3 separate regions of the Homo sapiens genome follow, and regions 2 and 3 are each linked to region 1. The links are chromatin loops, found by intact Hi-C in ENCODE. Cell type or tissue: endothelial cell of umbilical vein. All regions are shown on one strand. Each heading gives the region's core, and the rest is flanking DNA. Links, peaks and the distances in the headings are about the cores only.

Evidence for each region. A loop is a pair of places that touch in the nucleus more often than their neighbours do. Peaks named below come from ENCODE experiments on the same cell type or tissue, not always from the same donor. Only the 100,000 strongest peaks of a DNase experiment are listed, where the experiment ranks them.
Region 2: it touches region 1 in a loop (13-fold over the local background); 5 of 110 quality-filtered maps call a loop at or near these places.
Region 3: it touches region 1 in a loop (2.6-fold over the local background); 7 of 110 quality-filtered maps call a loop at or near these places.

The regions. Positions count from the first base shown.
Region 1 is chr5:104,340,507-104,348,739 of GRCh38, forward strand. No RefSeq gene overlaps it. Among named protein-coding and RNA genes, the nearest start is that of NIHCOLE, 260 kb to the left of the region's middle. In endothelial cell of umbilical vein, for the core only: no CTCF peak of the experiment used is centred there; DNase peaks (open chromatin) are centred at 4,505 and 6,805.
Region 2 is chr5:106,118,481-106,126,713 of GRCh38, forward strand. No RefSeq gene overlaps it. Among named protein-coding and RNA genes, the nearest start is that of LINC01950, 890 kb to the right of the region's middle. In endothelial cell of umbilical vein, for the core only: a CTCF peak has its summit at 3,727 (motif pointing left); no DNase peak of the experiment used is centred there.
Region 3 is chr5:104,796,292-104,804,524 of GRCh38, forward strand. No RefSeq gene overlaps it. Among named protein-coding and RNA genes, the nearest start is that of NIHCOLE, 720 kb to the left of the region's middle. In endothelial cell of umbilical vein, for the core only: a CTCF peak has its summit at 4,365 (motif pointing left); no DNase peak of the experiment used is centred there.

The DNA of each region.
Region 1 (8,233 bases), core at 1,812-6,811:
TTATTTTATTTTACTTTATTTTTTTCTTATGCTGGAGATTTCCTATTCATTTTTTTATACCTCAGTTATGTCAGGAAACACTTCCATGATTTTAGTCTCCAAGTGCTTCTCTTACTAGCTTCATAATGACCCTACACAAACTTATTTTTTGTTTACTGTCTGTTGTTGGAAGGTACCTACTGTGTCTCAGGGCTAAGCATAATGTTTATCATAAAGCAGGCACTCATCAAAGGGTAACAACCCACTGAAAAATAGACTTCAAGGTAGGCGCCCTGCATGTCTCATTCTCAGTGGATTTCTTGTATATATACAGTGCCTGGTATAGAGGAATACTCATTAATCTTTATTGAGTGAATGCATGAATTAATGAATGAATAAACTTAATGCCATTTGTTTTATTTTTTCAAAATCTTTTAAATATTAATACAAACTATCATAGGATATTTAAATTAAATATTCTGTAAACAGGATATTTATTTTAAATAGATATAATATTTTATGCATATAAAGTATTAATTATAATAATAGAAAAACTTATTTCTATTATTCTTATTTCTATATTTTCTATTAAACTTCTATATTTCTATTAAACTTATTTCTATAATTTCTAACTTATAAAAAATATTAAATTAGGACTTTTTCTCCTACGATTGTTACACACCAATGTTTAATATGCATTCCCTTCATCACCCGTTAGTCACACATATGCATATACAACAAATAGTATCGGCTGAATTTCTAATTTCTTTTTCTGTTTCTCTTTGTTTCACATTTATCTGAAACAGTAGAACAAAATTGAACACTGCATATAATAAGAAGCCAAACTGTATTCTTAGAGCTGTATTATCCGTATACTATTGAGGGAGTAATTTAATATCAATTATTAATTGGAGGATTATACAACAATTTAATACTAAAATAAAATTTCTTTGATACCACATAATTGTATGCTTCTTTCTTCCAGTTAATAAAGCACTGTTGTGGCTATTTTGTTTGTCTATCTCATTTTTCCTATTGAAAATCTGATACCCATTTTGAAGGAAAAAAAAAAACTGGGACTAGAGAGGTTAAGTCATGGATTCACTACTATGTAGCTGATAAGTGGTGGAACTAAAATTCTAAGTCAAACTGTGAATCCAGAGAATGTGTCCTCTTAATCACCATGGAATAATTTTAACTCAGGTTTCCATATAATAAGCTCTAATGAGTAAGTAGTATAGACCACTGGTGGATGCAGCAGAAATAGAAGGAAAGTAGAAATTACTATACATTGAAGCTCTTGTAAGATCATTTCAAAGTAATAAAAAGCTAGAGCAATTTAGTCTGGGTTTGAAGGTTGAGGTCTACTTCTAGAGAAATAAGAATGCCAGTTAAGAGGACAAAGTTTGAAACTACTTGGTCTGCCTTAGAATAAAGTAGAATATTCAATCCAACCACTCCTGGTTAAGTCCAGACCTTCCCAGTATCCTTGACCCAACTCCAACACTCCATGTCCTCTCTGAGGCAGAGGGGTTCTCACATACTCCCTGCCTCTCCAATATCTAGAGCTGAAGCCAAGCTGGAGTGTCATCACTAGAAATGGATATGAAATGTGGTTGAACATAATATTTTTCCAAACTAGTGTTTACCAAAGATTGTTTTGTAGCAAAGATAATCTTGTAAGAAAAGGCCTGAGGAATTTGGGAAATGCTGCAATGTACATCTTCTTTTTGAAAAATATAATGTGTATTAAAAATAGTTACATAAGATGTTCTTCAGCAATATTTGTTGAGCACATTTTTAAAAAATGAATTTTACAATAATATATTTTCTACGCAACACTGATTAGCATTTTATGTTAAGGAATATTGATGCAAACATATTCCTTTCCATATCAAACTTTTAATCATATTTATAACACTTTTTCATTTGTTGATATTTATTTCTTAATAAAATCACAAGTTTACAATCAGATGAAAAAAGTACAAATATGAAATTACATTTTAATATTCTTATTATTTTTTGTTGTGAAGTGCCTTTGATTTCATTTGACAAAACTTGCCTATTCAAAACTTGGAAACTAAAATTTGATCAGTGCAGAGCTAAGTATAAAATATATATGTATACACACACACACATTTGTTTTAAAGGTTAAATATATAATTGTTATATAAATATAAATATAAACAAATATATATATAAATATAAAATATATGTATTTGTTTTAAAAGTTACATAGTTGTCCTTCCAAATGCCTAATACAGACACATGCACTATTTATCATGATATGAATGTTTGGGAAGTATCTATGTTTCTGGCAAAATAGCCTGGATTCATAGTTCCAAGTTTTCTATTCATCAAGAAAACCGAATACATATCATTAGAACAGTGTGAAAAGCTAAGCTCAATTATACTCCTCAGTGTGAGTTATACACAGACCTTCCCAGGTTTCATTTTTATGAGCTTCATTCCATTCAGCAACTGTATCAAAAGAGGATTAAAACCTGAAAGATATGGAGGGTAGAACAGAGCTCTGCTGAGGGAACTCCCTGAGCACTAGCACTTGAAAATGTTTGGCCCTGATGAAAATGAAAATGATTGTCAGATTTCATAAGAACCTCGAGCCTGGAGGTGATAGAAGCCTGAGTTTACTTCTAATTGGAAAAAAAAAAAAAAGCAAGATCACAAAAATAGGCTTTTCTATTTGAATTTGCTTTAATGTGGCCAATTAAATTATAATATCCTATGCCTTGTCAGTCATTGTTTTAAATACAGAGATGTTAAAAATGCTACGAGAGTCCTATATTTTCTAATAATTATTATAAAGCCAAAATATATATACATTTTCATTAATCTTCTGTAAATACCATTTCAAAAATGCAAATATGTTATAAAATGCTATGCTTAAAATTATGTATCCCCACATGCTTCTGCTGTCCATTTCAATCCTTGAGGCTGTGCAAGGGTAGGCTGCCTCTATTAATAAAATCAAACCTACATTTTCTTATGTTTAACACAGGAAGGATTTCCAGAAATAAAGTAGGTGGAGCAAGTGGCACTAGCTCTGTCATTCTGCAATTTATTTTCTCTTGATGCCTTTCATTCGTTTTCTCTGCCATTAACAAGCAGTTTGCCTGGGATGCACAATTCACCATTTAACTGTCTGCCCCAGTAGTACACCAAAACTGCTTTCATAGAAGACATTTTAAACTACCAAAGGACTTTTTTAAAGACCGTAAAGAAAAAGAGAGATTTAGGCACAAATCATGTATCTATTAAATACTAGGGCTCCTAAAATAGAGTTTTGGCACTTACCATATCAAGCATGCTCCTGGTAACATAAATGCCACCCAGATTCAACTGATTCTCTTCAAACATTTCTGTGTTAAGCTTCAAATTGTGACACGAATTTATAGTCATCTAGCTAACCTGTGTTCCTTCAAAATCCAAACCGACCTTGACATGTAGGATCCTGTCCTGATATGCATGAATTAGGAATTATTTCTTGACTCTCTTGACACCTTCATGATTGTGAACAATTATATTACTATTCTCAAAGGTTTCTTCTTTCCCTGTGGAAAAAATATATTTTCTCACCTTGTAGATGTCAGGCATGGCCACCTTGCCCTGTGACTTATAATGCCCCTTCCTGTGAAGATGATGCTCATCCCACTCCAGTGATACCAATTTTGTCCATGTGACTTGCTAGACAAGTGAAATATGAATGGAAGAAGTATTTGCCACTTCTGGGCAGGGTGGTGAAGAGTCATCATTTTTTTCTACAATCTTTGATTCCTTCAACAATAATGGAGATAAGATTGTCCCATAGGTCTTGATACAAAAGCATTTGAACCGTGATAGATATATAACATGAGGGAGATAAAAGAAACAAATTCATATACTATTGAATTTCACTAAAATTTTTGAGGTCATTTGTTACCACAATGTAATTTATCTTAGTCTGACCAATACGGTGGTCAAGACAAAGAAAGGTATTTTCTATTCTGGAGGCTATTGGCTCTGACTTATATGTTTTACATTTCCATTTTAAGAAGTTTCTTTGCTATTTCTTCTTCTCACTACTGAAACAATGACAGAAACTTTTTATCATATATGCAGCTAGTATCTATGGGGGATACATTCCAAAACCCCCATTGGATACCTGAAACCATGGATAATAATGAACCCTATAGGTACTGCTATATATTTTCCTCTACATACATACCTATGGTAAAGTTTAATTTATACATTAGGCACAGTGAGATTAACAACAATAATTAGTAGTAAAATAGAAAAAGTATAACAGTATAACAAAAGTTATATGGAATGTGTTCTCTCTCTCTCTCTAAATATTATACTCACCCTTCTTGTGATGATATAAAATTATACAATGCCTACATCATAAGTTGAATGAGGTGAATGACATAGGCATTGTGACTTAGAATTAAGCTCCTGGTGATCCTCTGAGGACATATGCCAAACAAGGGGATGATTCATGTCCTGGACAGGACAGAGTGGGAGGGCATGAGATTTCATCACGCTACTCAGAACAATGTGCAATTTAAAACCTATGAATTGTGTATTCCCTGAATTTTCCATTTAATATTTTCAGACCGCAGTTGATGGTGAGTAACTGAAACCATGGAAAACAAAACAGAGGATGGAAGGACTGCCATATATTAAAATCTGAGTAAACATTATACTAACCATATAAATAATTGTGAGTCAAAAAATACTGTTTTCATACAAAATAATACATTGATTTCACAACTGAGTCATTAAAATTTTGTGTGTAGAAAATGAAACAGCCACGGAGGGAACTAACAGATCATTTTGAGGAGTATCAGCTTAGTGGTAGAGCTGAAAAGCCCACTGACTGCCCTGCACATTCTGGCACGGCATTGCAGAAATCATCCTGCTTGAACTGGTCAGTCTATTCACAGCGAGGTGAGGCTTCCCGCTGATGCATCTGATTGCTCTCTGGTACTTGATGCAGATGTAAAGGGGAATAGATATAGCTTTTTGCTTGCAGTCAAAGCCTGCCTGTGGTTATTGGGCATGCCCAGCTCTGACAGTCGTTTTTAATCTTCTGCACATGATAAGAGAGAGGCAATGACAGCAGTAAGGAGATAGTGGTTTCACCACAGGGATTGAACCTAAAAATCAGAAAATCCAGGACAACTATAATTCAAGTTAGTTTGACTTCCACCATCAATCCCTATGACCATTATGAATCAGGCTTATTCTGGCCTTCTAGCCCCTTGCAGGGGCCAAACTTTCTGAAGAGTGAGCCTTCCTTCCGGTCGACATGTTCCACTCTGAGAACTTTCACATTACTGTTTTTCTAGCTCTGCTCAGTGTACTACCTCCTCAAGTCACACATTCACACTCACACACTCACAAACACACACACATCTTTCTAAGTCACTCTATTCATTTTCAGCAAGAAATTATGAAGCAAATTATTCTGAAGATATTTCTGCTTGAGCAATAGATATAAATCACATTCCTTTCATTCATGACAGAATTATTTAGATAATAGAGCAGAAATGACAAAGGAGATGTTTTGGCAGTCATAAGTTGCAATTGCTTTTATGCCTAAATCCTGTGGTTGCAATTAAAAAAAGCATACATCATACAACATTAAATTTAGTACTTATCATAATGAACTACATATTTTGAGTGACTTTCAAATTTATTAATATTTACTCCATGTATACATCAACCAAAATAAAAGTTACAAAGGTTTAACTTTTTAAAAAACATGGTGTCTTTTGTTTCATTTTTACTGAATATTCCCATTTATATCAAAAATAGGCTAAATTTTTGAAGCTGAAGGAAAAATAAGACAAACCTGGTTTCTAATTTTACCAGAATAACTATAGCATATTGTAGAATTTGGAAAATTTCAGTTTGTCTTATTAATTGTAGATCACATTTCTTCAGAATTCGATCATGTTTCTGATAAAGGTGGGGATGACTTACAGTAACTCAGTCTCAATTATAATGCTTTGCTCAATGTTTATTTACTGATTAAATTATTTTACTTCTTTTAAATAAAACAAAAATATTATTTTCTTAAAATTTAATAGGCTGTGTAGAGAACATCTAGCTTAAAAGGTAAATTGTTTCTAGAATTATTCTAATAATATTTGTTATAAATGTTTCCCAGAATTATTCTAATATTTGTTATAAGTAAATCCAATAGCAAATATCACACTGTAACCTGCCCCCTTTCAAAATTTATAAGCAGTTAACATAATTTTGATTTTTTAATTTAGAATGTATTATGCATTATCTTAAATGTGCTATTTCATCTCCTGAAATAATAGCTACCAAAACATTTATGAGGCATATATATTTTTGTTCAGATGGCTAAAGTTTATAGCTTATATTAAAGGCATTAGTTTAATTTTTATAATTAAGGCATAAAATGAAAATATGCTATCATGTTCCTCAATGACATACCTCAAGAAAGATCATAAAACTATATTAGACAAATATAAGTACTCAATTTCAAACTTTATCAAACTTAAATATACTGGTATATTAGTTGCCTTGAGAGAACAACATGGGTTTCTCAGAGCAATAAATAAAAGTAGTATTTTCATTGATTTTGCAGCAGAATCGAGCAAAATACTGATTAATTGTCCAATAATTGCTAGTCAATCAATTTCTTCATTTGAGTTTCTCTGTGTCTGTGTGCATGTGTGTGTGCACAGGTTGAAGACATGTAGGAACAGATGTCTAAATAATTCAGGAAACTAAATTTTTACTAGCTTTTTATTTATGTTTACTTGTCTTAAGGGGGCAGCAAAGCCACACAAAGCATTGGATAGTATTAAATTCATCTTATGTGTCTCGAACTAAAATTATATGCAAGCATTTATATGATAATAGAAGTTAAAGACAATGTGGTGATGTTTCTCATTTCAGGTCTTTATGAAAAAGTGTTTTAGTAGGATAGCATCTTTTCTGGAATCTATTAAAGATGCACAATTTACCCATTTATCCAAGTATCTGCTATATGTCACAGCAGTTTAGTAGGACAGGTATAAGATGGTTGTTGCTACCATGAACTGTGGTTGCATAAGAATGTTTTCACAAGCATAATTCATATACAATTGCTTTCTTTAGTCATTACTAAAGCCTAGAGAATGTAAAATGTTAAAAAGAAGATGGAAATTTCATTCATGTTTCTTAAGAAGCAGTAGGTTCTATACTGACATGTTGATTCATAAATGACTTAAATACAACTTGGTTTATCTAATACAATTTGATTTCTAAATACCTTCCAGATTATTCTCAAAGTAATTTCAAACATGTGTTTCTATGACTAGACAATAGAAGTTGTAAAGTAATCTACACCTTTTCCCAAAAAGAACTTTACCATTGGAAAATTATTAAACTCTATTAAAATCACCAGGCAGCTATTTGTACTAGTCCTATACCTCTGTATTAGTCCATTTTCATGCTGCCTATAAAGACATACCCAAGACTGGGTAATTTATACAGGAAAAAGGGTTTAATGGACTTATAGTTCCACATGGCTGGGAGGCCTCATAATCATGGCAGAAGACAAGGAGTAGCAAGTCACATCTTACAGAGATGGGAGCAGGCAAAGAGAGAGCTTGTGCAGAGAAACTCCCAATTTTAAAACCATCATATCTCATGAGACCCATTCACTATCATAAGAACAGCATGGAAAAGACCTGCCCCCATGATTCAATCATCTCCCACCAGGTCCCTTCGACATCATGTGGGAATTATGGGAGCTACTGAATGAGATTTGGGTGGGGAAACAGAGCCAAGCCTTATCAAGCTCTGAAGCATTCATTATAATAAGTGCAAATTTAAATGATTATTATAAACCTTTTCAACCAATTCAAATATTTCCATTCAATCTAAAGCAATTCAAACAAAGCATAAGAATATATAAAATTGATGCAAATACACCTGAGAATGTATACTTGGATAACATATATGTGTATATGTACATCTGTATATATCTTACAAAGCAATATAATAAAATTTTAAGCATTATACCAATTCTTCAATAAGGTCACACATTTATGTTTACATGTAGTTCTATCAAGCCTCGTGGTTTGGCTTTTAAACCCTCAGTGGATTAAAAGCAATGAATAAAAAATTGTAGGCAAGCCCGCAGGAAAACATGAAGTGATACAACATACATTATGTGTCAAATCAAAAAAGCGATTTAAAAAAATCACACATAGGCACTTCAACAAATTCC
Region 2 (8,233 bases), core at 1,316-6,315, 1.8 Mb after region 1:
AGAAGCTAAATCTTGATCTGTCATCTTTGAAAACTTGTCCACATCTAGGATGTCCTTTGATTCTGGGGAGAAACTTTCCTGGTCAGTTTTACCTTAAGATCTTCAACAATTTTACAGCTCCAAAAGTCTGAAAGGGAATACTTGAGTTGTGAGATAGACCTAAGATTCAAGGCCTTAATATTTTACTGCAGTATGGTTGGTAAGAACTTGGCATGGTCCCTTCCAACAAGGTTCAAGGGTAGTCTTTCCCTGATGTCATTTCCAGAAGACCTAATCACTGGGCTCTAGATTAGGAAGTTTGGTTGTCCTCAGTTGATGGATTAAAAAAGCTTCTTTTATCTGGAGAAAACACACCCTGGCATAAAGCATTAAAGCCCTGCAATAGTTTGGCAAGTGACTGTCAGAGCTTTTCTATAATACACAGCAAAGCTTCTATCCAACCAGAGAATATACAAACTATTATAAAAACATATTGATATCCCACTGATAGTGGCAATTAAATGAAATCTGTCTATCCAAATGGTCCACCAGGTGTCAGAAATGTCCCACCTAAAGTTGAAATTTTTTTACCATGTTTATGGGCTTGAAAAACTAAACATTGGTTACAAACCATTTTTGCAATTTTAGAAGAGTTTCCCTTCCAATGTTTTGAACAACAATATATCATTTGATCTACTTTATGATGAAATATGGAGTACAGAGTTTTCATAATGGAAGCATTAAGAACTCAGGAAGAACCAAGCAACTGTCTTAGTTGAGTTCACACTTAACATTGAACTTATATCCTTTTAGATACCAATTTTGTTTTTCAAAATCAGATGCCTAGGACTGTTTATTAAATAGATTATCATAGGTGACTTGACTTGGATCAATCTTCTGGAGTTTATTTCAGTTGCATATTCTAATAGTTTTAGTACTAAATAACTTAGCATAAAAACATACCAAGACATTTTCTTGGTATTAAATTAATGGTTGTTCTGATTGATATTGGGTTAACAGTTTTATGATCCAAACAGTCTCCTAATTAGAGCTCTAGAAATTCTTACCCAGTCCAATGGTATAATCTTAAAGTTATGAGAAACCCGTACTTTTTAGAGTCATTTACATGAATCTTCTTAAAGACAAAACACTTTCATATTATAGTTGCTAACAAAAGCTTCCAGTTAAGTACCAGAGTAAAATAATTAACTGACTTTGGATTACAATACTTAAATAGTTATGGTTAAATATCTTACTAAGGCTTATGATAATAATAATAATGTAATTGACAAGGAAAATTGGCTATATCTGTGGCATATAACATTTTATAATAACTAGAATTATGACTGATAATATTATACCAGGATTATCAGACTTCCTGAAATTTAATATAATTTCTGGAATACACACCAGTAGCATATTCATACCAACATAACAAAGAAGGCAAACATTCTTTTTTTTTTTTTTAACCCCTTACTGGTCTCCTTTTCTAGAATTTAGAAGGTGTTTGTGCACATTAATATGTGACTTTCACATGTAGCTTTTCTAATCCTGATTTACAGATAGTTGACAGTACATCCAGATGTGGCCCCTAAACAATTTTTGCTGCCCAACAGCAGTGACACCATAGGGCCAACACCCAACCTCTAATCTATGACTGGATGTGAAGCCCATATCAGGACCATGTCTCCCCACAAGTTCATGTCACTGACTCACTATGGGATGGAATCTAAGTGAAGATGAGAGGGACTGAGGGAAGGCATGGTGAGTGCAAGCAAACATGTCGGGCAGAGTGAGGAGAACATTAGCAACTCAAATGCCTGCCATTTCAGAAAAGAAGGAACACATAAATTGAGAATACCACTTTACCTAGTAAAAGCCAATCCTGACATTTTTTTCTTCCCTCTTTTGGACTTCTTCTTTGGGTAACATGAGGTTTTAGAAGTCCATCCTGAATGTCAAAAGTATGTCATTTAATGCTTAGAATAAACACAGTCCCTTCCTGCACCACGACCACACTCACGAGGAAGACCTCACCATATGGAAAGATGGTCCTCTGCTGCCCACTGTACCAGGGGAGATGAAGGGACAATAAACTTTTACAAGAAACCAACAAACACGTGTCTGACCTCTTTTTTCAGAACCCCTTATGTCCTGGTTAAACCCAGTTCTATGCCACAGCAGTGGGGAACTTGGCTGGACTGAGCTCCCCTTCAAGGCACAGACTAGGCCCTGACCAAACTTGATGCAGAGAATAACTCCCCTCCTGCCTCCAGGTTCACAGGCTGATCTCAGAAATGGAGGTCAATGAGCCATGATGTTCAATGCTGGATACAGATTAAAATCAACTTTAAATATTAAAGATGAGCCCCAACCTGACTAATTGAATAGTGTAGTGTTACAGCACAAAAGGATATATGTGCAGAATGCCTCATAACGCTAATGTGAAGCCAGGGTTGAGCACCACTCATAGGGGCAAGCTCAGCACACCTCCCGCCTTCTGGCTCTGCTCTCTTCTTGGGGTCTCATTGTCACCAATATCCAGACAGTGGGTGGTCAAGGAGAAGAAACATGCCAAACAGTCAATATGGACCAGGTGTGGGGGTGAGGATGTGGCTGAAATGGTGAGTGGGGAAGCTTCCTATGCGTCTTCCCTGCTGTGGTTCTCCCTTTGCTCTCCTCGTCACCAGTTGCTCTTGCTTTCTCTCCAACACCACCTTGTTCTGTCTGCCATGGCTCCAAAGCTTTCAGTCTCTCCCCTCACTCTCTTTCTGAGGTGCCTCCCCCTTAACTGTCCCCCTCTGTATTTTTCTCTCTTTTACCTCTTTGGAGATACAGTTTTTCTCTAAATTGCTCTTTTTCTTTTCTGCTCCTGCCACTTTTTTTTTTCTCTCTTCCTGTCTTCTTGCAAATTTCTCACCCATCTTCTAATTTGCCATCTGTTCATGATTCTTCCTTATTTTCTTTCTTCCTTCTCAGGTTGTCTATGATTCTTAGTTACTCTGTGTCTCTCTCCTTACATTAGTTCATTTATTGTGTTACCGTAAAGGAATACCTGAGACTGGATGACTTATAATGAAAAGAGGTTTAATTGGCTCACTGTTCTGCAGGCTGTACAAGCATAGCACCAACATTTGCCCAGCTTCTGGTGAGGCCTCAGAGAGCTTATAATCATAGCAGGAGGTGAAGGGGGAGCAGACATGTCACATGCAAGAGAGGGAGCAAGGAGGGAAAGTGTCACACTCTTTTGAACAACCAGATCTCTCATGAGCCAGAACTCACTCATCACCAAGGGTATGGTACTAAGCCATTCATGAGGGATCTGCTCCCATGATCCAAACCCATCCCACCAGGCCCCGCCTCCAACAATGGGGGTTACATTTCAACATGAGATTTGGAGGGGACATACATTGAAACCATATTACACCTGATCCCCTTTACACACATTCAAAAGGAGAAAGATGAAATAAAATGCCTGCATTCCAGAAAAGCACATTTCCAGCTGGTTGGAATTTGGGGCATAAGAGCATCAGATGGCACAGAACAGGCCCAGGTCACCTTTCTCAGCATGGAGGGGTGATTGCAAAGGGAAGGCTTGGGGGCAGAAGGACCTGGCCTGAGAAGGAGAAGGATATGAAGTGAGGGCCAGAGAAGTGGTGTCTCAGGTCAGGGGTGGAGTCTGCAGAATCCCAGGACCAAGAAGAGAACACCAGCACTCCTGGATTGGGGCTGCGGCACTGCCCTCTAGTGGCCGGCAAGGGGAAGTGTGCGTGGCGCAAGGGACGTTACCCCACCTCTCTGGTGAAGTTTTTTGTTTTGTTTTGTTTTTAATAATTTCAACTATTATTTTAGATTTAGGCAGGACATGTGCAAGTTTGCTCCATGGGTATACTGTATGTATACTATATGACACTGAGGTTAGGGTTACACATGATCCCATTACCAAGGTAGTGAGCATAGTACGCAACTGGAAATTTCTCAGTCCTTGCTGGCTCTGTGTCTTCCTGCTCTAGTAGCCTCCAGTGATTTTGCTCACATCATTATGTCCATGTGTACCCAACGTTTAGCTCCCACTTATAAGTGAGAACATGCAGTATGTGGTTTTCTGTTCCTGCATTAATTTCCTTGGGATAATAGCCTCCAGCTGCATCCATGCTGCAGCAAAGGACAGGATTTCATTCTTTTTCATGATTGTGTGATATTCCATGGTGTATATGTACCACATTTTCTTTATCCAATCCACCACTGATGGGGGCACCTAGGTTGATTCCATGTCTTTGCCTTTATGAATAGTTCTATAATGAACACATGAATGCATGTGTCCCTTTGGTAGAACAATTTATATTCCTTTGGATATATACTCAGTAATGAAATTGCTGGGTTGAATGGTAGTTCTTGTTTAAGGTCTTTGAGAAAATGGACTGCTTTACACAGTGACTGAACTAATTTACATTCCCACCAACCCTTTTCTCTGCATCTTCATCTTGGTGAAGACTTTAAACAGAAGGGTCAGGGGGAGAGTTTAGTAAAGGATCTTAAGTAGAAAAATAATGCAAAAGGAAGTGTCCATATGGCCTGAACACAAAAACTTAGAGGAAGAGATCAGCCTCAGAGCAATTTTAACTTGAAGCAAAACAACCTCCCGGCTCTCATGGCAACATCTAAGTTTAGTTGTGGTGGAGAGGCAGTGCATGCAGGGCCTTTAGGGTCAGTAGTGATCCTGAGATCCTGGGGGTAGAGAGCAGAGAATTGTGAAAAGCTGATTACAACTACATAGAGGAAAATCAGGCTCTTGAGTGTCATCCTTGCTCCATGTTATCTGCTTCCCTAAACATCATTTCTTATTTGACAAATCTCCTCATGCAAATTTAACAATATCGAATTAGTTTAATTAGTTTAACATCTCTCTTTTAGTAAGGAGGAGAGAGAATAAATTTTTGAAAGCTATTGTTGGGAACCTCTGGAAGATTGTAAAGTTAGTCCAAGTCAAAAAGACATAATTTAGAATTGGATTTTGGGAAGTTTGTCAAAAAATTAGATGTAAAACACTCGATTAAACAGGATTACAAGTCTCTCTGATAGTAGTCATTTATTTAACCAGAGTGATCATTAAAAAGACTTCAAAGGCAAATATGCAAAGTTACATAATTATAGAAAAATCTTAGCTCTTTTAATAGAGAGGATACAGTTTTCTTAAGTAACCAAAGACCTAATAAATTAAGAACAGACCAGTATTCTAAGAAAACTTTGTAGCCATGTACTTTCAATAGTAAGGTTGATCCTTTTCTTTTTCAGTAACTGTCTTAGTTTAATTTGAAGCACTGTAAGAGAATACCTAAGAATGGGTAATTGGTAAAGAATAGAGATTTATTGCCTCACAGTTCTGGCAGCTAGGAAGTTCAATATCAAGGGCCCAGCAGGTTTGGCAATTCTAATTCCAAGATGTCACCTTGAAGCTGCATCCTTAGGAGAGGAAGAATGCTTTGTCTTCACATAATGAAGACACAAGGGCATAGAGGCAAAAGAGAGATGAACTAGCCCTTTTATAGAGGCATTAATCTGACCCATGAGGGATCTGCCCTCTGCCCTCACGTCTATGGCCTAATCACTGTCCAACAGTCCCACCTCTTAATAATATTATAATGACAATTAAATTTCAACATGAGTTTTGGACGAGACAAACATTCAAACAAGAGCATCAACATATATACACGTGTGTGTGTATGTATGTGTATATATATATATATACATATATATATACATACACACACATATAGATATCCACTCAGCTCTTAGCCAGCTTTGCTACACATAGAATTCATTTTCCAAAATTTCTCTTCCCCGTATCTTCTAGAAATTTCTTATATCCATTCTGTTTGTCCTATACTGTTTCTATTTTCCACTGTGGAACAATCAATCATTCTGTTTTGGGGAAAAATATTTTTTTTTTTCTTAGCAAAGATATATCCTTCATACTTTATAACTTCACGTACCAAAAACATGTCTTACTTTTCTCAAATACAGAGTTGTTTTTCTTAATATTTCCAGTTTTAACTGTCTGTCAAACTAGCATTTTATAGACTGGCAAATCCATGAATCATAATTCCTAGAAGCATGTACTTCTTCATATTATATTTTTCAATGTGACACAGGACCTGTTTGCTAACAGACCCAAATATCTTTAGTTCCTCTATAGTAAGAACATTCAGTAATTAATGTTTCAGTATTTAAACTTATTTAGAAACTAACTAGATATTCAATTATTATCTATCATTTAATTTAGCAAAACTCTAAGGTTGTAAGTGATCAAGGAGATTTAGGAAGCTATTTTTTTCTTTCTTTTTTTTTTTTTTAGACAGAGTCTCACTCTTGTTGCTCAGGCTGGAGTACAATGCTGCGATCTCAGCTCACTGTAGCCTCTGCCTCCTGGGTTCAAGCAATTCTCCTGCCTCAGCCTCCTGAGTAGCTGGAATTACAGGCGCCCACAACCATGCCTGGCTAATTTTGTTTTGTATTTTTGGTAGAGACGGGGTTTCGCCATGTTGACCAGCCTGGTCTCGAACTCCTGACCTCACGTGATCTGCGCACCTCGGCCTCCCAAAGTGCTGGAATTACAGGTGTGAGCCATGGCGCCCATCCGGGAAGCTATTTTTAAGTAGGCATATTATAACACAAAACAAAGGTAGCCATTATCAAATTATTTCCCTCTTAGCCATTTTTGCAGAATATGATTGTTAGGCAGCCATCACAAAAGCAGGATTCTTAAAATGTTATATATTTGGGTTCGTTGTTTTACTGCTGTCCTTAATGTATATAAAGTAAGGGACACTGCACTTTCACTTGCACATTTCTTATGTTAAAACTCATAATTCTAGAGTCTTATATGTGTAGAAAACATTTCAAATTAGTTCCTAACTTTCTAAAAGTTTAAGGAATACTTAGCTTTTATAAGTGCTATGAAATAGAGCCAATTAAACAGAGCTGTTTTATAAATTAATTTTGGCAACATCATCTGGAGGTAGAAACTATTCCATATCTTTAACACACATACAGAGACACAAATAAACATAGAGACAGAAACAAATCTTACAACTTTCATTTAAAATCAGGTACTATAATGCAAAACACTAACTTATAGAATAATAGCTAAATATAAATTATGTTTTTAGAAGATGGGATAAATTAAGTTTACCTATAGAGATGGTCAAAGCTTTCTAGTAATAATTGTTGAAAAAAGAAGAGTTTTCATGTGCCAGTTTTCACATAGTTTCCTTTTGTCTTTCTCTTTTCTTATTCTACTTTTGGCGAATCATCTCTCTCAAATTTGCATTTCCAAAGGGATGGCTCTTAGGAAAACATGTATCAAAGGCACAGAGCTTAGACTCCAGACTTAAATACTATCATTTGTTGAAACAAAGAAAGAAGGGTATATATAAAGGCCTAGTTTAGACAAGATGGCTGCAGAGAAAAACTACCTTAAATAAAGTTAAGGCTAGTTATGTAGATTTAAGCTCATGCTTTTTCTTTGTGAGAGTTTCTAGTAATTTTAGTCATCCTTCTTTTCCTGATGCAGAGAGGGAGTCATACTTACAAATGGAGATTTATTTGACAGAAGAAAATCTCTCTTACAAAGAATATTAAAATAACCAGGTGAGGGCCGGGCTCAGTGGCTTACAACTGTAATCCCAGCATTTTGGGAGGCCAACGCAGGCGGATCACCTGAGGTCAGGAGTTCGAGACCAGCCTGACTAACATGGAGAAACCCCATCTCTACTAAAAATATAAAATTAGCCGGGCGTGGTGGCACATACCTGTAATCCCAGCTTCTCGGGAGGCTGAGGCAGGAGAGTCACTTGAACCCGGGAGGCGGAGGTTGTGGTGAGCCAAGATGGTGCCATTGCACTACAGCCTGGGCAACAAGAGCAAAACTCCATCTAAAAAATAAATAAAAATAAAAAAATAAAAACCCAAAACAAAACAAAAACAAAAACAAATCAGTTGAATGCAGGAAAGGTGTATCTCGAAGGCTAATGCAGCTATATATGCACCTTCCTAACCCAGCTTCTGTTTTAACTAGATTACAGAGTGCAGGGCAGAGCTCAGTAATGAATAGGGTAGACAAGGCATTTCCTATGCCCAGACTCAGCATTGATAGGCCAAAACATTTTACTAATAGTGTTTCTAGTCTTTCCTTATACTCAGGACTAGTTCATTCTTTTTCTGTTTACAAATTTGAATGACAGACCAATCAGGA
Region 3 (8,233 bases), core at 1,808-6,807, 460 kb after region 1:
ATTATAATGAAGTAAAATTTGACAACAGTGATGGTTTTATGAAGACATATTTTCTCCCTAAATTAACTTAGAACTACATTATGATCACAATAAATGTTAACAGGCTTTTTGTGTGTGAACTAGACAAAAGGTACTTAAAGTATATATGGAAAAATAGGCATATAAAATAATCTACACAAAATTTTATAGAGGAGTATTTAGTAGGAATTTACATTTCAAAATGTCAGATAGATACTTAAAACTTAATTAAAGCATTTCCTATCACCTTGTACTTTAAAGCAAATCATGAAATAGAATAGAGAGACATGAAATAACCCCAAATTCCTATATGAACTTAGTAGGTTAATGTCAAGTTATTTCAAATTGTGAGGGAAGTAGAAAGTGGTTATTTTAATACATGAGTTTCAGCCTTCTGGTTCATGATAGATGTATGAACAAAACAAAATATAGATAGATGCCTACTTCACTTCTTATACAATATTAAATTCCAGGTCAATAATAATTTAAAGTTAAAAATGAAAGTAGAAGGCTACTAGAGGAATATATAGGATAATTACTTTTTATGTATATTTAGATAAGGAGTCACTTTCTAAGCAGGGCCTGTAACTTGAAATTATATTTTTAAGCAAATAATTTAAGATGTCATAATTATGAATTTTCCAAATATAAACAAATTATTAAAATGACTCAGAAAAATATCTAAATCATCAATTTCACAAAGACATATTTTCTTAAAAATAAACAGATAAAATACCATTCAATGGTGAAATCGACATGAACATATAGTTTATTAAAAAATAAAAATTTACAGATTAAAAATATAAAACTTTGCCAGTCATGATGGTTCATGCCTGTAATCCCAACACTTTCAGAGGCCGAAACAGGAGGATTGGTTGAGTCCAGGACTTTGAGACCAGCCAGGGAAACATGATGAAACCCTGTCTCTATAAAAAACCACAAAAATCAGCCTGCCATGGTAGTGTGTGCCTGTAGTCCTAGCTCCAGAGGAGGCTGGGAGGTTGAGGCTGCAGTGAGCTGTGATCATGCTACTGCACTCCAGCCTGGGTGTCAGAATGAGACCCTGTCTCAAAAAAAAAAAAAAAAAAAAAAAAAGCCCATAAAAATTCTTCAGCTAGACACATTACACCACAAAACAGTCTTCATCAATTACAGCAATAATCATAAGTTTAGTAATACACAATGTCCTGAGTTTATGGAGAAATGATTATTCAAAAAGTGTTGATAAAATGTGTATCCACATTTAAAATACACCTTAATTTCAATCCCAAAATTCTACTGGTGTTGACTTATTCTACAGATAGGCTGTGTCTGTACAGAAAAAGTAAGACAATTTGGACTGCATGGAAGACAAAAAAAAAATAATAAAGAATAGAGATGATCTTAATGAATATTATGTAATAGCAAAAGACAGATATTTTTAAAAATCCATTAATAGGTACCAATTGAATAATCCAAGATAACTTCATAAAATTAGACAAAATAATACATAGTTATTTTGATTCCTTTTGAAGTGTAAGGTGGATCAATATCAATGATATGAATGATCTGCTAGTTATGTAGATCTAAAAAGGAATAGTGGAAGAGGGTATCGTTTATAGTATATGTTCCCTTTCTGTAAAAGTATAAATTTATAAATGAATGCACATTAGTTTTCATATATGAAGAATATTTGTGGAAGAATATTTAAAAGAAACTGTTAGCAGAATTATTTTTTGGGAATATATTACCATAAATCTGAAGTAATAGAGAAAAACTTACTAATTGTCTAATCTTTTGAATTCTTTGATGCATTTCCTTTTTAATAAAAGTAAATTGTCAATGGCATCTTATGTTTAAGTAACAACTAAAAAATAATAAAGGATATACAAAAATAAAACACGTAATATATTGTAGATGTTTTTCTAAGAAATTACTGTTTACTTTCAGCAGTTTGTTGACACTAAAACGTATAGTGTCTCAAAATAACTTGGTAGACATAGCCCCTTTTTCTTCAAAAGAGTATATTTCCCATAGTTTAAAGGAAGAACATACTAATCAAATCAGGAAAGCCCAGGCCTTTCATATTTGACCTTTTGTATTATTGGTATTTATAAGCTCAAGCCAAATTTTATGGCAATTTATTTACAGAGAAATATGAGAACTCTGCTGGAATGTAAGGATTCTGAATAGCAAATGCTCCTCTCCTAGATCCAGGATTAATTTCTTCTGTGATTTCAACTTTCATCCTTTACATTTTTATTTTAGTAAATTTTATGATATGTTGTCAATAGTGTTAGCATAACAGTTTAAGGTTTACTCTATTTATTTACATATAAATGTCTCTCTTTATATATCACATGTAGGAAATGGAAAAGTAATTTTCTCTCTGAATTTTATATACTGCTTTCTGTTTGTGAAAATGACTTGCCCTCTTCAGAGCACTGCATTTAGACTAGATCTGTTATCATTCACCATGCATAATGTATTCTTTCCCGTCTCCGTGCTACTTCTCCCGACTACAAGTGTTCAGACTTGTAATTAGTCCATCTTCCTCTTTTTTCTTCAATGGTATGGAGACTTTATAAAGTTAATTAAAATATCTTAATAAGAAATCCTCTTGCTTATCTGTTTTGTTTGTGAGCTATGTACAGCTTTACGGCTTTCTTGATATTATTTCCAAAGTCATATTCGTCTTTTCAAAAAGACTGTAATTATCTTAAGAGCAAAAGCAAGTTTCTTCTATTTAATTTACTTCACATACCATTTAGTAAAATACTTCATTAGGTTTTTTAACAAAATTTTAAATGCTTTTATTATATAATAAGGTAAGATTTATAAGAATGTCTTCATTATCAAATTAATTTTTCATACCACTAAAATTATAAGTGATAAGACATTCTCACTGGTCAAATATGCATTAGTATGCATATTTGCGTAGTAATTCTTGCAATTGCAGGACAATTCTCTAGGTAGCCTTGGACCAACTCAGTTCTCCTCTCTTTTCTTGTTTGTAGTTCTCAAGAAATTGTAGAATGTGCTGGACTGCAAAATCCTGAGATGGGGCTGTACTGGTGAGAACGATCTGGGATCTATTCTTCTCTCCCTTAGAAGCAGAATGTTCCTCCAGGTTTTAGCAGCATGTCATGTCGCCCCTGATGTATGTCACCCTTGGGTTTGCCCTTCATGATCCCTCAGCTGCAGTGCAAGTGGGGCACTCACAGTCAAGACTCCAACCACACTAAGCTGCTTTCCTCAGCCTTGGGAGACCAGCTCACAATAAATCCTAAGCCTCCGTTGTCCCTTGCTATCTACTTATAAGTAATACATCCACTTTGTGTAACTTGTACGCACTGGTGTTGTGTCTCACCAGATTCACACGAGTTTGTAATCAGTGCATCGTGAATCGACTTCATATATAAATAAGCTATCTAAAATAAATTTATAATAACTCATGCATAATAAAGTATAATTTACTTTTTCATGTATTCTCCTCCATTCTTTTTCCTATAAACATTTTAATGTATTTATAGTCATAATCTATATTTACTTGTTTGTTTCTTTTACTTTACTAACAACTTCAACATATGCTTTGCTAGATTACTTTTAAAAAGTCATAGAGTAATAATATTTGCATAATATTTTATTACTTACAATATCTTACATCTATTAAAGCAAATGTGTGTGCGCATGTTGGGCATTTAGGTTGGCTTCATTGTTTCCATGTAATCTATATTTTTGTATAAATGTACATTCAATGAAGTTTTTTGGTACATGGGGGTCTCTATAGACTAGATTTCAAACAGTGATAATAGTTGATCAAAATCTGTTACTTTCAAGACTATGAAACACTGGAACACACAATTGTTAATATGTGTCTTTCAAAAATCTCGATTGTAGCTGTTTTTCTAAGAAATTACTGTTTACTTTCAGCGGTTTGTTGACACTAAAACATATCTGTACTGCATGTCTCAAGATGAATTGGTGCCCCTAAAAGAGCAAAAGATGCCAGATACAACAGGAAAATTGGAAACATTAATTTTAAATGATGATTTTTAAAAGCATATCTGGTTTAGAAGTAAAGATGTTTTAATGGGCAGTTAAGATGTTATGTTGGTTTAAAAAAAAAAAAATTCCCCCAAGATGGCTGATTACAGACATCAGATGCCTGTTCTCTTCAGAAAGAAGAACCAAAGTTACAGGTGAATGATCATAGCCTGAGTGGAATACTGAGAGAAGAGTTCCAAGACCTCAGCACATCCTACCATGTGCTCCCTCTGCCACCCATGTCAGCATATGTGCTTCTGTTCATCTTTGGGGAATTTGTGGGCAAGCTGGCTTTTACTCCTCAGTGCCACCTACCGGACAACAGATTGGTTGGGCAATTCTGTAATTGCACAACCAAGTTAAAAATCGGTTGACAGAAAGGCATAGTGCTGGCGAATGAGATAAGCTTCCCGAGACCTCCACACTTGAAACCCCACAGAAGATAGTGAGCCAGCTCACATGCTCAGTACATGGCTACAATAATCCACATTAGAGAAGACCACTGTCCTAAAGCTACCTATAACCAAGGAACTCATATATGGCCTTGGCACCCTAAAGTCACAGAAAATTGAAGCCAAATGATCATACACAATAGACATTACAGTCACACCCTCAAAGGGGGAATTGTCTCATCCAAATGAAAGTAAATTAAAAAATAACAAGTGACAGGTTTTCCAGATGATTAGGATCAGTGCAAGAACTCTAACAGCACAAAAACCCAAAATATCTCGACACCCAAAAGATCACAATAGCTCTCTAGCAATAAATCCTAATCAAAATGAAAATTCTGAAATGACAGATAAATAAGTCAAAATGCAGATTGTAAGAAAGCTCAATGAGGTCAATGAGAAAGTTGAAAACCAACAGAAAGAAATCAGGAAAACAATTCAGGATATGAATGAAAAAAATACTGAAGAAATGGATATTTAAAAAAATACAGAACTTCTAGGAATAAAAAATTCATTGAAGGAATCACAAAATATGAAAGTTTTAACAATAGACTAAATCAAGCAGAAGAAAAATTTTAGAGATTGAAGACCAGTCCTTAAAATTAACCTAGTCAGGCAAAAATAAATAAATAAATACATAAAATAAAAAAAATAAAAAAATGAACAAAGCCTTCAAGAAATATGGGATTATGTAAAGTGACCCAGACATATTAAGTACACATTCTTGCGAAGAAGGAGACAAAAAAGGCTTAGGAAATGTATTTTACACAATTCAGGAAAAGCTCCCTGGTTAGGGAAAGAATTAGACATTCAGACACTAGAACTCAAAGACCACCTGGCAGATTCTCTGCAAGACTAACCTCATCAAAGCATATAGCCATCGGTTTACCCAACATCAAAGTGAAGGAAAAAATCCTAAAAGTATCTGGAGAAAAGTGTCTAATCACTTATAAAGGAAGTTCCATCAGACATACAGCATAAACTGTAAGTGGGTACAGAACAAGCCAGAAGAGATTGCCGCACTATCTTCAGCCTTCTTAAATAAAAAACATGCCTGCCAATAATTTCATATCCGGACAAACTAAGCTTTATAGATGAAGAAGAAACAAAGTCATTCCCAGAGAAGCAAAAGCTAAAGAAATGTGTCACCACTAGGCTAATCCTACAAGAAATACACAAAGGAATTCTAAATGTGGAAATGAAAAGGTGATATTTGCCATTATAAAAGCACACATAAGTTCAAAGCTCACAAATCCTATAAAGCAATTACACAATTGAGACTACGAAGCAACTGGGTAGCAGCATTATGACAGGAACAAAAGTTCAAACATCAGTATTAACCTTGAACATCAATGGCCTACATGCATCACTTAAAACATACAGACAGGCAAATTGGGTTAAGAAAACAAACAAGCAAACAAAACATGTTCCAAACATTTGTTGGCTATAAGAGACTCACCTAATGGTTAAAGACACCTACAGATTCAAAGTAAAGGGGTGGAAAAATGTACACTACATGATGGAAAACAAAAATGAGTGGGAGTAGCTATACTTAGATAAAACAGACTTTAAATCAACAACAGTAAAATTTAGACAAAGAAGGTCATTATATAATGAGGAAGTGTTCAATTCGGTAAGAAGACATAATTGTTTTCAATATACATGCACCCAGACTTATAAAACAAACACTACTAGACTTAAGAAAAGAGAAACAGTAATACAATAACAGTGAGGAACTTCAACACCACACTGATAACACTAAGACATCATTGAGGCAGAAAATCAACAAAGAATCTCTGGATTTAAACTGGACTCTATACCAAACAGACCTAATAGACATTTACAGATATCTATCAAACACTTGCAGAATATACACTTTTCTTATCTGCACATGGAACATTCTTCAAAATAGACCACGTGGTTGGCCATAAAATAAATCTCAATGAAGTTAAAAAGAATTAAAATAATATCAAATATCTTTTCAGACAAAAGTGGCATAACATTAGAAGTCAATAATAAGAGGAACTTTCAAAACTTTACTAATACATGGAAACTAAACAACTTGATCCTGGATGATCTTTGGGGGAATGATGAAGAAATAAAAAAAATTGAAATAAAAAAATGGAGCTGAAACATTCAAAACTTTTGGGATACAACCAAAGAAGTGCTAAGAGGAAAAAGTTTAAAGCATTAAATGTCTAAATTAAACAGATGGAAGGAAATATCTCAAATTAACAACCTAACATTACATCTCAGGAAACTGGATAAACAAGAACAAACCAAACCCAGAGCTAGCAGGAGATAAGAAATAACAAATACCTGAGTAGAAGTAAATGAGAATGAAACAACAACAACAAAAATGATAAAAAGGATCAATGAAGCAAAAAGTTGACTCTATGAAAACCTAAACAAAATTGATAGACTGATAGCTAGATCAACCAAGAAAAAATAGAGGATACGTAAATAAACATAATCAGAAAGGATAAAGGTGGCATTATAACCAATACCACAGATATACCAAAGATCATCAGAGATTATCATGAGCATCCCCATGTGCACAAACTAGAAAACCTTGAGAAAATTGAAAATTCCTGGAGACATACACCCTTCCAAGATTGAACCAGGATGTAACTGAAATCTTGACCAGACAAATAGCAAGGAATGGAATCGAATAAGTTATTTTATAAAAATCTCCCAAGCATAAAAAGCCCAGGACCTGATGAATTCACAGGCAAATGTTACTATACACACACAGGAGAGCTGGTACAAATCTTTCTGAAATTATTCCAAAAAATTGAGAAGAGATTTCTATCCAACTCATTCTACAAAATCAATTCACCGTGATGCCAAAATTAGTCAAGGACACAACCACAAAATAAAACTACAGGGTTGTATTTCTGATTAATATAGATGCAAATGTCCTCAACAAAATATTAGCAAACCAAAATCAATAGCACATGAAAAAGATAATACATCATTATCAAATGGGGTTTATTCCAGAAATACAAGGATGAGTTGGCATACATTAATCAATAAGTGTGATTCACCACATAAACATAACTTAAAACAAAAACCATATGGTTGTCTCAATGCAGAAAAAGCATTCAATAAAATCCAACATTTCTTCATGATAAAATGCTCAACAAACTAGGCATTGAGGAACATACCTCAAAATAATAAAAGGCATACAGAGCACACCCACAGCCAACATCAGACTGGATATAGAAAAGTTGAATGCCTTTTGCCTAAGAACTGGAATAATACAAGAGTGCCCAATCTTATCAGTCTTGTTCAACATAGTGCTTGAAATCCTAACCAAGTAACCAGGTAGGAGAAACAATGCAGGGCTTCCAAATTAGAAAAGAGGAAGTCAAATTATCTTTATTCCCTGATTACATGATCTTATAATTAGAAAATCATAAGACTACTCTAATCATAAGACTACTCTAAAAGACTACTAGATTTGATAAATGACTTCATTACAGTTTCAGGATGCAAAATCAACATACAACAATCAGTAGTATTTCTATACAGCAATAACGCTTAAGCTGAGAATGAACTCAAAAATGCAATCCCATTGACAATAGCCACAAAAAACTAAAGTACCTAGGAATATATTTAACCAAAGAGGTGAAAAATATGTACAAGGAGAACTACAAAACACTAATGAAATAAATCAAATATGACACAAACAAATGGAAAAATATCCCATGCTCATCGACTAAAATAATCAACATTGT